Regions from separate parts of the Homo sapiens genome. Here region 2 is linked to region 1. A link is a contact called in ENCODE Hi-C or POLR2A ChIA-PET data. All regions are on one chromosome and are shown on one strand. Each heading gives the region's core, a stretch centred on a gene start or an enhancer-like site at or near the end of the contact. The rest is flanking DNA. Distances are from core to core; before and after follow the strand shown.

Evidence for each region. Hi-C counts contacts between places; a loop is a spot of excess contacts on that map. ChIA-PET counts read pairs that join two places held with the same protein, here RNA polymerase II (POLR2A).
Region 2: a loop to region 1 is called in a map of MCF 10A, with 2.4 times the contacts of the local background. The contact joins two enhancer-like sites. A Hi-C loop is called at or near these places in 3 of 168 maps with a recorded cell type or tissue (HepG2, MCF 10A and PC-3). POLR2A ChIA-PET finds 5 or more read pairs at or near these places in 1 of 52 experiments (MCF 10A).

Annotation. Positions count from the first base shown.
Region 1 is chr12:115,224,488-115,231,042 of GRCh38, reverse strand. No RefSeq gene overlaps it. Among named protein-coding and RNA genes, the nearest start is that of TBX3, 540 kb to the right of the region's middle. Within about 2 kb of position 3,647, at least 7 of the 41 ENCODE cell types and tissues checked have a DNase peak (open chromatin) inside an H3K27ac peak, as active enhancers do; they include PC-3, where a contact is called at or near this core.
Region 2 is chr12:115,381,479-115,388,033 of GRCh38, reverse strand. All of the region lies in intron 3 of LOC105370003 (a long non-coding RNA gene), which reads left to right. Among named protein-coding and RNA genes, the nearest start is that of LINC02463, 500 kb to the left of the region's middle. RefSeq lists a silencer at 96-390. Within about 2 kb of position 4,218, at least 3 of the 41 ENCODE cell types and tissues checked have a DNase peak (open chromatin) inside an H3K27ac peak, as active enhancers do; they include PC-3, where a contact is called at or near this core.

The sequences.
Region 1 (6,555 bases), core at 2,398-4,897:
CAGTGGAGTAAGGTGGTTTCCCGTTCTAAATATTTAACATGATGCTGTCGGTGTGTCCTCTAGGGGACGAGAACTTACAAGCTGATGTTTATGAAGGGAGAGGCGATGAAGACCAAAAGACACACATTCAAACAAATCTAACCAAACAACTTTAATCCACCCCCCACTCGCAGAACCGGAGGAGCGCTCATGATTTATGGCTTTGCTTGCAAGAGAGAGAGAGGATTTTTAAAAAAAAGCTCTTCACTTTGCTAAGAGGGGCTGCATCCAAAAGCAGCAGCTTTGCTTGTACTCCCTTTGAAACCAGAAACCCCACTCCTTTTGCCCTGCCTGAGCAGAGCCAGAAAGAATGCTCTATATACACTTTTAACCTTCCTCCCCTCCCCAAGAAAGGGCTCTGGAAGTTCTCTTAGTAGATTTGCCTCATGGGGAGAAGGGAGACCCCTGCTACAATAGGCAAAGGGCTAGAGTTCGGTATTTGCATTTAGGAAGTCTGGGAGGTGTCTGCGCGTGTGTGCAAGGGCATGCTTGAATTTCAAGGTCAAATGGCAATTTTTGAACACCGAGTGCTGTGCTGGGATTTGTGACTCTTCATTAACCTTTCTTCTCTGGCACATTTTCTGGGGACAAGTTCCCTGAGAGTCAGGAAGAGAAACTAAAGTCACTAACTAGTAGCAGAAGCAAGTTAAAGGATAAGGTAGGGTCTGAGCTGGGCAAGGAGTCCCGTTAGAGAAGAGATGGGACTCAGGAAGCTGATGTACAGAACGAAGAATTACAGCGATGGACTTTGAGACAGAACAGTCTTGAGGAGTTGTTAGCAGAAGTGGCATTCAAAATATTAACAACCAATGTGGCACAGACGGAGGGCTTTCAGAGTAGATGTCAGCTGTAAACAACCAGTAAAACTGCACCAGTGCATACCAACTAGGACCAGTACCAGATACTAAACAGTATTTAGTATTTAGTATTACTAAATACTATAGTTATATATATAAGTACATAGTATTTACTATTTAGTATTTACATAGTATTACTAAATAGTAAATATGTATTTCCTAAAAGAACTATAACAGTAGTATTTTGACTTGATGTGAATTCAGAATCATGTCATAGCATAGCAGCATGGTTGCAGAAAAAAAAATTACTTATGAACTACTAGATGAGGAAACTTTCTAGCACAGAAGAAGTTCCCAAAGTGATTCCACAGAGGAAAAGCTCAACTGCCTGTCAATGTGGCTTTTTGATCAAATGAGTCTGGAGAGCCATGGGTTCAACGAAGAGTGACTTTTCTTTCCTGACTGCAGGACTTCTCAGAGCCTTGAACATGAACATGGGTGTTATGAATATATCTGGGTAGGGTGAGGGGAGGCAGTTAAGAGCACATGACAGGCCGGGCACAGTGGCTCAAGCCTGTGATCCCAGAACTTTGGGAGTTTGAGGCGGGGGAATCACCTGAGGTCAGAAGTTCGAGACCAGCCTGGCCAACATGGTGAAACCCTGTCTCTACTAAAAATACAAAACTTAGCCGGGTATGGTGGCACGTGCACGTAGTCCCATCTACTAGAGAGGCTGAGGCACAGAATCGCTTGAACCCGGGAGGCAGAGGTTGCAGTGAGCCACCCAGATCACACCACGGCATTTAAAAAAAAAAAAAATAGCAAATGACATTGCTCAAGCTTATTTGAATGCAGAATTCTTTTCTTAAGGACCAGCTTCTGGGGGTTGTAGTGCTTAGGCAACACTTCGGGAAATGGGGCACTAAAAATTGCTCCTATTTGTCTAGAAATAATTCACTGTCAGTGGAGGTGATAAACTGAGAGAAGATGCGGCTGCTGGGACCTTCTCACAGGGAATCTACATTAGGGGCTGGGTCTTAGACCAGGTGAATTCGAGAGCCCATTTCCATTCTGGGATTCTGAGAGTCTGGGACCCAACAGGACACACCAAGAAAGCCAGACCTTACAAGCTTATGACCATGGCATTGTTATCCAAAAAAGAAATTTATTTTCCTTCACGATGTGCATTGCTCTCTTTTAGATGCTATTCACAGTTATCAATATTATTATTAGCAGCAGTTAATATTTACAAAGTGCTTAGCACATGCTAGGCACCTGCCATGGTGTACACACTTTACCTCATTTAATGCCTTCAGCAAAGCAATGAAGCGAGTTACTATCTTCATTTTACACAAAAGGCTCAGAGAAGTTATGTTGCTTGAGCAGTGTCACACAATTAGCAAGCAGCAGAGCTGAGAAGCAAATCCACTTCTGATTCTAGGGTCTGAGGTTGGCCATGGAATGAAATCTGGAATCAGAAAAAAATCCTGATTTACAACTATGACCTTACCATTGACTTGCTGTGTGGCATTGAACGAATTACTTAACTTCTCTGAACCTCAGTTTTCTTTGCCATAAAGTAGAACCCATCAAACAAACTGTGCTCTTGGGTTGCATCAAAAGAGGTATAAGTGAGTAGAATAGGGGTATACAGTTACTCATTCATTCAGTTACTTATCCTTCCGTGATTTCAACACTCCTTGAATGCTTAATTTGTTATTATTTCCAGAAATCTCAGATACATATGAAGTACCGCATGTCTCATTACGTGATGAGAGAGGTTTTTTCTAATCTGGGAGTTCAGACCAATCCCTGACTTCACAAAAAACTCACTGTATGAAAAATCACTTTCAGTGCCTCAGTTTCCTTATCTCTAAAATCAAGGATTAAATTTACTTGCCTTCCAACTCTAGCTCTAAAGCAGTGGTTTCCAAAGTGTGTGCAATGGATCACTCACTTCAAAATCACCTGAAATGTTTATTAAATGAATATTTCTGGACCTCACCCAAGACCTACTCAATTTTAATGTCTGAGATGGAAATGTGCATTTTTAATAATAAGGTCTCTGGTTAATTTGTATGCCCACAATTTGAGAGAATTGTTCTAAACGATTCAAGGACAACATTTCTCAAAGTGTCTTCATGAAAAACGATTTCTTTACTCTCCAAAGTTGGGGTTCATGGACAAAACAAGTCGGGAAGGGTTAATAAGATCTAAAGCTTTTTTGAAGATTTGCAATGTACATTAGCATACCAAAGGCTCTGAAAAGTCCTAAAGTAGAAAAATCTATTGAAGAAAATGTAACCAAGTATTTCCCAAGTATATCCCATATTTGATGATCAATTTTTTTTCTGCATACTAACCCCCTACCTCGCCCAGTCACCTATCAGGAGTGCCAGAAAATTAATGTTCTACAGAGCACATTTTTAGAAAAACAAATCTAGGTGATTGACATAAATTATATCTGTGGACACTCAGAGTTGGAGCTCATAAATAGCATTTGGTTGCCCAATAATGGAAATGTAAAATAAATGGATTCTAGCTTGAAAGGTGTGTTGCAGAGTTAATAGGAACCTACTCACCTCTATTGGAAGCTCTCCTCAGGAGCACTTAGGAACTCCCTAAAATAGAATACTTAATCCTTTACTCCTGACTCAGGCAAGGGGAAAGCAATGGCCTGGGTGATTCAGCCTTTTCCTCCCTGTTGAAACTGTTGACTTTGCCATATAACCTCTTTGATGGTGCTGAAGTCAGAACTTTGCTCATCTTCCAGGCACCCAGTTTAAAAGAGCTGAGATTAGCTCAATGACTCACGAGTTTTCCCTGTCACTTGCATGTGTTATTCCAGAACAGAACCCAGGCTGGCACCGCCATGTGTGAAATTCCTCGGTGCTGCTCAGGCCCAGCCCTCAGGCTGCTGGTTAGATGGCCCAGTCAACGTAACCTTCTCATGCCAATCCCAAAGCTTGCAGCCAATTGCCAAGGTGGACACTGGCTGACCTGAGTCAGGATGATGCAACTCTAGCTTCCTCATTCTCCCCATGCCCTCCTTCTTTGTAAATTCTGGTCAATTTCCAGAACTCAGAGCTAATGGGGGACCTGACTCGGCCACAAGAGTTTCAGGCAGCACCTAGTCCCTGAGCCCTATGACATGCCAGACAGCCCATGGAAAGTAAGAGGGAGAATCTTCCTCTTACTATTTCAGAATTTCTCAGCTGTTGCCTCAAAGTTAAATGCAGATGATCAATGAGTGGAAAATTGGCTTGGAAAGAGCAAATTGGATCTTGTGACATCGTGAGATTATTTTATAGGACACATGTAGCAGGTCAAAAGTTGGAGACCAGATAGACATTCTTCATTTTCCTTTCCAGTTCATTGATCCATCTGTTCAAGCTAGAATGCAGCCTCCCACTAGAATACGGGTTCCATGGAAGCATATCACTTTTCTGTTTTGTTCACCACTGTATTCCCAGGGCCTAAGTTAGTGTCTGGTATAAAGCAGATGCTCAACAAACAAATGCTTGTTGAATGAGTTCAACCAACGATTTGGTAGATTGAAGGTGGTCATAAATTGTTTGGACACTCTTAGGTTAACAGGTGATGTGTTTATGACTTCTTAAATCTGAGCTCTGTGACGGATCAATAGAATACAGTAGTTGAACTTTATACATGGTGTCTCATAGCACCAGAAAACCCAGGGGAAAAAAAGCAGTAAGGTTTCTTATGACCTAGCTTTGGAAGTTCCAGCCATTAGTTCCACCATATTCTGTTGGTCAAGTGAGTTGTTAAGGCCAGTCCAGATTCAGGGGGGAGGGTGTTTAGTCTCTGCTTCTCAACAATGCATGTAGCATGAGCTCCATTCCCCAAGGATTTAGCTATCTCCTCAACAGGAAGAGAAGCAAAGAATTTGTGACCATTTTTAATCTACCACACCTACCTTTCAGCATTGTTGAGAGGACTAAATAGGATGATTTATACCTGGTGTTTTTCTGCACGTTAGGAAAGACGTCCCTTCCTCTGGGTTAATACAGCTATTTGGCAAGCAGTGATTGGCCCGGGATTTAGCACCTCTGTGCCTCCTTAGCAAGCTGGTCTTGGGCAGGATGCAATCTGCAAAACTGTACAGAGCAATGCTGCCTAACACATAGAAAACCCAGCAGATGATATATATTGCTAAAATTAGCTGACACTGTCACTGCAAAGGGCATCAGCTGTTTTGGCCAACCTAATATCTATTTCTTTTCTTTCTGGTCTTAGCATGCTCATTTCCCTTTTTGAAACTTGTTCCCACCCACTGTTGTTACATGCAGTCTGCGTGGGACAGTCACTCAAACCCTGACTGCCTAGAGCTAAGAGGCTGTCATGTGATTCAGGTTGATCACATTACTTACTGCTACTTAGATCCCAAGTCCAACCAGCTCCCTGACCCCTCTGACGTCTGGTTCTTCTATTTTGTGAGCTACTTCTTCCAATTCTTCCAATACTAGCGTTTTGGGCTTATGTTAGCCAGAATAGGTTTCTGTTGCTTACAATCAAATAACCTATAAAGATAGCTATTCTGGCGCCTTGATCATACAGGTTTATTTCTTTTCCTGGATACACCCACACCTTGGTCACTGGGCTCTTTCTCATCACCTCTTAGTCCTAGCAGTTGGTAAAATGTCATCTCTAATATTTGGTTGGTATTTTCTCTTCTGGGTCAAACCATGAGCAAGTGGCTCAGTGCAATAAAAATCATGCATTAAGGTTGAAGTTGGTCAGTTCAAACATGTTCTAAATTCAAGCTGTGTGACCTTGGTCGAGTTAGCTAACATCTAAGTCTCTATTTATGTATTTTCAAAATAAGGATAATGCCTGTTGTTTACATAGGAAGGAGGTCAGTACCTGCTGGTTCCCTTCCACCTATCATGAGTGTCTGTTTGCTCAGCTCAGAGCTAGGCACTGGGAGGGATACAGAACTACGTGAGGCATAAAGCCTATGCTCATGGAATTTGGGGTTAGGGCATGCAGACTAAGCCACACAAAGAGACTAACAACTATAATGTGGCAGGTGGGCCTTGTGAACAGAAAGCTATGCCAGGATGTATCCCATAATAAAAACCTTCCTTCTGTGGCCAGCTCAGCACTGAATGCTTTATTCACACACTTCATTCTTACCGTAACCCTGTAAGGTAGATATGCTGGTTGTTCACACTCTACAGATATGGAAAGCGTGGTTCCAAGTCATACAGTCAGGATTTGAACTCAGAACATCTGAGTCCAAATTCATGTGTTTAACTAGCATGGTATGCAGCCTCTTGACTGTACCCAAATCCCTACCTGTGGGTCTGCTTTGTGGAAGAACCCAAACTAAGACCAGAAGGCACTGGGAGGTTTTACGGCAGGGACCCAGCATGATGATGAAAAGCACTCAATGATGATAAGATCAGAGGCTTAGAAGGGCCACTTCAGGCTGGGAGTGGTGGCTCACGCCTGTAATTCCAGCACTTTGGGAGGCCGAGGCAGGCAGATCACTTGAGGTCAGGAGTTTGAGACCAGCCTGGCCAACATGGCAAAAGCCCGTCACTACTAAAGATACAAAAATTAGCCAGGCGTGGTGGCGATCACCTGTAATCCCAGCTTCTCGGGAGGCTGAGGCAGGAGAATTGCTTGAACCCAGGAGGCAGATGTTGCAGTGAGCCAAGATTAGGCCACTGCACTCCAGCCTAGGCAACAGAGT
Region 2 (6,555 bases), core at 2,969-5,468, 160 kb before region 1:
AAAGTGACCAGTGGCAGCCTCCAATAATCAGTAAACACATCCACAGGATAGAAAGTCCCCAAGATGCTACTTGGCTAAATCCTTCTCCTGCTGTATCTCATGAGAAGCCAGCATGTCTGGATTGAGACACTTCTGAATTTTTTTCTACTAGGTCTTTTCTTTTCCTTGCCTGCCCCCTTTGGAGACATGGTAGGGTCCTGGGTATCATCTACAACACAAAGAAACTTGGGGAGGCTCCCTTTGATGTGGGCATGGTCAGGGACGGAATCGCTTTAGGAAGACAGCCTGATGGATCTTGGGCCCCATTTCTATGGCAACAAAGCTGCAAGGCCTGAACGTCTGATTTTGTTTTGGGATGTGGCGGCTGCTAATTATAGGCAGCTCCATGTCCCTTTGCTCTTCCCTAGAATGGTCTCTATTTGTTGTCAAGGTTTATTTACTTTCTTTTTTGGACTTCAGTCCTCCTACCCTTCTTGCACTTTACCCTTAAATATGTGAGTGAATATACGTGTGTGTGTGTGTGTGTGTGTATGTCTGCATTCATTCATGTGTGTGCTGTATATATGTGTGTGAATATATATAGATGTGTGCACTCTTTATCTATATTTATATATATATTTATATATAGATAGAGAGAGAGAGAGAGAGAGAGAGAAATCTTTGTTGTATTTAGTGCTGTGTGCTTTACTAGTTGTTATGGAAACCAAAAGCCAGATTTGAGCAGAAGGGCCCAAGGTGTCCCTTAGTCCAGCTGTAAAGCACAGGAAACAATTTTGGGCCCCAGGGATGATGAGGAGAGATGAAAGGAAGAGCATAAAGGAGTGGAAGGGGGTGAGGATGTGCGAAGAAGATGAGTTAGACGGGGCCCACTAAGGCTCATTCATCAGAAGACGTACATGTACGTGAGTTGGCCAGGGGCCTCCCTTAGCAACTGGCACATCTTCAATGAAGATTCTCTGTGCTGCACTGTCTGCTTTCTTCTTTCCTAGAGGTTGATCTGCAAACTTCTCTGCTTGGAAGGCTGACTCCGCCTTTGGGGCCCTGGTGAGTCCTTAGGAGGAAAAACGTGGCAGGCCTTCCACAGGCTCCCTCCTGGGACTGATGCACACACAGCGGTGAGGGAGGCAGGAGCCTTCCTTCTTAGTCTCAGTCTAAGTCACTTCTGTCCAATATGGTAGCCACTAGCCACATATGGCTATTTAAATAAACTAAAACAAAATAAAATAAAAAATACTGTCTTTTCTCTGTACTTTCTGCTCAGTGTTTCTGTAAACCTAAAACTGCTCTAAAAAGTGGTCTATGAATTTTTAAAAAATTTAATTCCTCAGTTGTCCTACATACATTTCAAGTGCTCCTAGCCACATAGCGACTGGTAGCTATTGTATTGGATGAATAAAGCAGATGTAGACCATTTCCATCATTCTGGAAAGTTCTATGGAACAACTTTGATCTCAGTAATAGTGTACCCTTCTGGACTAATCCTTACATGTTCCAGAGCAAAGAGAAACTATTCATTCATTCAGCAAATATTTACTCCTTGCCAGAATTGTTCTGGGTGCCTAGGATTTCGCTGGGACAGACATACTTCTGCCCTTGTGAAGTTTATGTGCTGGTACATCATAGGTGTTACATAGATACAAATGGAACATGACTATGGGGAAAAAGAAAGCAGGTGAAGGAAAATAGAGAAGGCTGGGTGCTGGGGTAGTGGAGAGGGTTCTATTTGATAAAGGGTATTCAGAGAAGGCTCACTGAGGAGGTGACAGATGGCAGAGCGGTGGCCTGAAGGAAGGGAATGAGGGAGTATGCCTTGCAGATTTCTGTAGCAGAGAATTCCAAGCAGACGGGGCTGTAGTGCAAATGTCATGAGGTTGGAGCATGCTGCTCATTTTGAATAGAGTAGTGACATGGTCTGGTTTAGGATGTAACAGGATCCCTCTGGCTGTGAAGTGGAGAGTACGGGATGCCACAGAGTGACCAGTAAGAAGGTTGGTGCCACATCCCGAGTGAGAGGTGATGGTGGCTTGGACCAGGGAGGTAGCCTTGGGAGAGGTGAGACGTGGTCAGATTTCGGGCGATACCCTGAAAGTAGAGCAGGCAGGACTTGCTGCTGGATTCACGTGGCATGAGAGAAAGAGGAGTTGAGGATGATGAGAAGGATAGAGTTTGCAATTATGGAAATGGGGTAGATGGCAGAAGGAGTGGTTATGCAGGGACGATAATCAGTATAGTTGTGGAAATAGCAAGTTTGAGATGCCTACTAAATATCTGAGTGTTGATCTCTTTATATGAGTGTATTCATTCAACACGTATTTGCTGGGCTCCAATACATATCCAGGACTCAGTCATTTGCATATAAGAGATGAGCATAACTCCTTATTTTCAACTTTCTCTAATTGATCCATTAAAAAATAAACATCTTTTTTTTCCTTTGTTCTTGCACCAGCTTGTACTTTAAACTCTATATTTAGCAGAGCACTGGGATGACTGACTTGGTCCCTTGATTCTACTTTTTTTTTTTTTTTTTTTGCAGTTCACCTAGTTCACAGCCAGACACTTTGCTGGGTTGCAGAGACACTAAGAACATAAAATGCCAGCCCGGCCCTTGATAAGCTGACAGCCAGTGGGAGTTGCTAAGGCACAGGACAAAGCACATGGGCTTTGGGCCCATCAAACCTGATTCATGAAACTGGCTCTACCGCTCACGAGCTCCTTAGCCTGGGGCCACACACTTAACCTCTCTGAACTTGTTTGCTCATCTGTATAATGGAGCACCTGACACCCAACTCACAGGACTGTCAGCAGGATCAGAGAAAATGCGTATACATTCACCTGCACAGTACCTGATATATGTAAGTGCTTATTTAATACATGGTGGTTAGCATTAACTTTACTGTTACCAAATGAAACAGACACATAACAGGAAAAATTATCATATATATTGTGTTAGGCACTTTTAAAAACAGATCTGAATAAAGTGTTAGGAGACAGGATAGCAGAGGGTAGGAATATGGGCTTTGGAGATAGATGTTGATTCCAAACCTAGCACCTCCATTCATGCAGTGAGTTGACACTGGGCAAGTGCCTTGGCATTTTGATTTGTAAAATGGGCACAATTACCTATTAGTACCAACTCACAGGTATATTGCTCATTTTTCTTTTTTTAAAGAGATAGGATCTGACTCTGTCGCCCAGGCTGGAGTGCAGTGATGGGATCATAGCTCACTACAGTCTTGACTTTCTGTACTCAAGCGATCTTCCTGCGTAGCTGGGACTACAGACACATGACACCGTGCCTGGCTAATTTTTGTACTTTTTGTAGAGATAACATCTTGATTTGTTGCCTAGAGTGGCCTCAAAACTCCTGGCCTCAAGTGATCCTCCCACCTTGGCCTCCCAAAGGGCTGGAATTACGGGTGTGAGACACCTCACCTGGCCTGGAATGTTGTGAATGTAAAGGGGATGACACATCATACAAAGGGATTCACACTTTTTTTTAGCTATAGGGCTTGCTCAATAAGTGTGCATTGCTGCTATTTCCACAGGAACACAGGTGGCCAAAGAAACCTCTTAAGAGGGAAAAAATGAATCACGGGGAATATGCTCATATAAGAAATTAGGGAAAGAAAAGAAAGAAAAAAAAACAAAGCCTTTTTTTTTTTTTTTTTTTTTTTTGCTGGGTATAGGAAGGCATCCCAGGCTGCTTCATCATTGCCCTGTCCAGTTCTGACAAATATCTTTGACATCCCCAGAGAGAACACTGAGGCCCTTCAAGATTTTAAATTCTCTGAGAAGTCTTCAAAGGTCTACTTTGACTGTAGTAGAAGAGTGACTGGTATCTTCGGAATGGTTTTGAAGTTCAGTGGTAAACATGTCTTTTGGGCTGTATTTTTATCAAGGAACATGTAAATATACCAGCGTGCCCTCTCCCTAAGTCCCCAGGAGCCTTGATGTTTTCCTAGATGTCAACTCCAGCACTTCCGTGAGTGGTAGAGGCAGTGGATGCTCATTCTAAACAAGGTGGTGCAACCAGTTTGTTGTAGGTGTAGTTTTCCTGAACTGGTAAATTGTCCAAAACTTTCACTGACTGTGCAATCAGTCACTCCTTGTGCTACTTGCAGACTTGGCTTGTGGCCTGACCTACTTCACGTTTACACAGGCCCGAAGCTTGCCTGCAAACATCATCGGGGAGCTAGAGATGACGGGCAAGGAGTGATTCATTTCTTTGGCCGTGAGTTGCTTAAAGCAACTCATTTGCGTGCTTGGGGTAACCCCCTTCAAAGTTAAGCAGGCAAGGTGAGCCTTGCTCCATCTGCCCTCAGTAAAGAGATGGCATCCTGCTGGTTATCTTGCTGACATAGCTGGTCCTGCTTAACCAGGTGAGGCAGAGTGTGAAGAGCTTCTTCTGGCGATCAGGCAGACCTGGTTATGAACTCCGATTCTGCTACTTAGTACCTGTAGCCAAATTACTCAAGTCTCTCTGCTTCTCTAGTTCCTCTCTTGCAAAATGATTTATGAGTGGATTAGGTCTATAGATGGCAACATTGTCATGAAAGACTGTTGTATGGATCGAACACACAATAATCTATGCCCAATACCTGTTAAATAGATATTAATAAACTCATATTTGCTGACTGTGTGCCAGGCACTGCTCTAAGCACTTCACATTTATCAACTCATTTAATCTTCCTAACAAGTCCATGAGGTTATTATTGTCCCCATTTTACAGATGTGGAAACTGAGGCAGAGCAGTGTGGTCACTTTTCCAAGGTTACACAGTTAGTAAGTGGTCAACCTGGTATTTACAGGATGGCAGACTCCAAATTTCATGTCCTTAATTACAGTTAATACGCCCTTTCAATAAATGATCCCTGTTAGAATTTTATCAAGCCAGTCTTTACTGGGTGTCCTTGTGAGTTTGAACACCACTAGGAATCCGGAAATAACCCCAAGCTTGTCTTTTTCCTACTGTGGAAATAAGTGACTGATCTCCGGCCATCAAGATCTGTATAATTCTATACACTTATTTATAGCAAGACATAACTAAATTCCTCCCACTCAGTCTCTCTCTCTCTCTCTTACCCCCAGAGGGCCTTTCAGTAGCTTATTTGGAGTGAACACCATCCAGGGAAAAAAAATTAGTTAAGAAAAACAGGAATTAAGATGTCAAGACAGATTGCCGACAGGACCTTTGATCTGACCAGAAATAAATATAAAAGAAGCTGCTGAGAAGTCTCTTGCCTGATTTCCATCTAAACCACTAGAAGTCAGACCCAATTCCTGCGGCTTCAGCCTGGCCCCAGGACTCGTGAGGACTGGGGTATGATCTCCACTTCGCAAGGGGAAGCCAGTGGCTCTCTAAATCTTCCTAGAGTGCCCTGTGTCCTGAGGATGGGGTTGGGCGGGGGAAACATCCATTGAAATCAGGATGGAAGAAAAGTTCCTGAGGTGAGTGTGATTTGGTGGGGCAGTGGAAGATGAAGCTCATTGACAATGGGTTTTACCATTTGGGAAATGGTAGCAAGTGTAGCAGGCATTTGCTCATCCCTTCCCATGTACCAGACACTGTGCTAAGTACTTGGATGCCTCATCATACTTCACCATCACAGCTACCCTAGGAAGTATGGAGTATAATTATTTCCCTTTTATAGATGAGAAAACTGGGGTTCAGAGTGTCTTATCAGGCTGCCCAGGGCCATAATAACTAAGGCACAGCAGGGCAGAGATTTGAATCCAGGTTTTATGATTCCAATAGCTGCTCATTTAACCAGTAGTCGGTTCTGAAATAATGACTGGAGCCTAGAAAGTTGAGTTTCTCAAAGGAAATTTTCTAGTTTGCTAATTTGGTTCTAGAGCTGCAGGATTATAGGGGCAGCAAAATGAATATTGCCATTTATTGAGTACCTGCTGTGTGTCCAGTATCATAGGAGAGATTTTCGAGGGTCAAAGAGGGGTATACAGGCCAGGACTTGGGGAAGGAGTGAGTGAAGGACAGGGAGGATCCAGAGATGGCTTGATTAATAGGTGATGTGGATGCTGCTTGCTGAACCATTCACCAGATTAGGACACTGAAAGAAAATACCTGGGGGTGAGCTGGTGAGGAGATACTGTGATTATCCTCCCAGCAGCCATTCCCTTTATTTCTTACAAACAGATTTTGCCCCTGCTTTGGACTGTTCTCTAAAAGTGAGCCTGTGACCCAATTCTAATCAATGAGACTTGGATGGAGGCTATGATGACTCTAGAAATGTTGCTTTTTTATTGATCGAAGGACAAAGTGATCCTAGAAAAAGGCCTCGCCTCTCTCCTAGACTTTCTACCTCTGACTGAGCTCATGATGCTTGGAGCTGTGGCTACCATTTTGAAGGCGTGAGTTGATGAACAGGAAGGGAAGTGAATGCGTTGAGCTTGGGGGAGTAGATGAATGGGGAGGGCTTACCTTGATGTCCAGTGGAGTGGCTGCCCCAAACCTGGAAAGCAACCGCCTGTCTATAGATGTCTGAAGATGTCCAAATTAAACATCTCCAAGGTTTAATGCAAGGTGAGCTGGCTTTT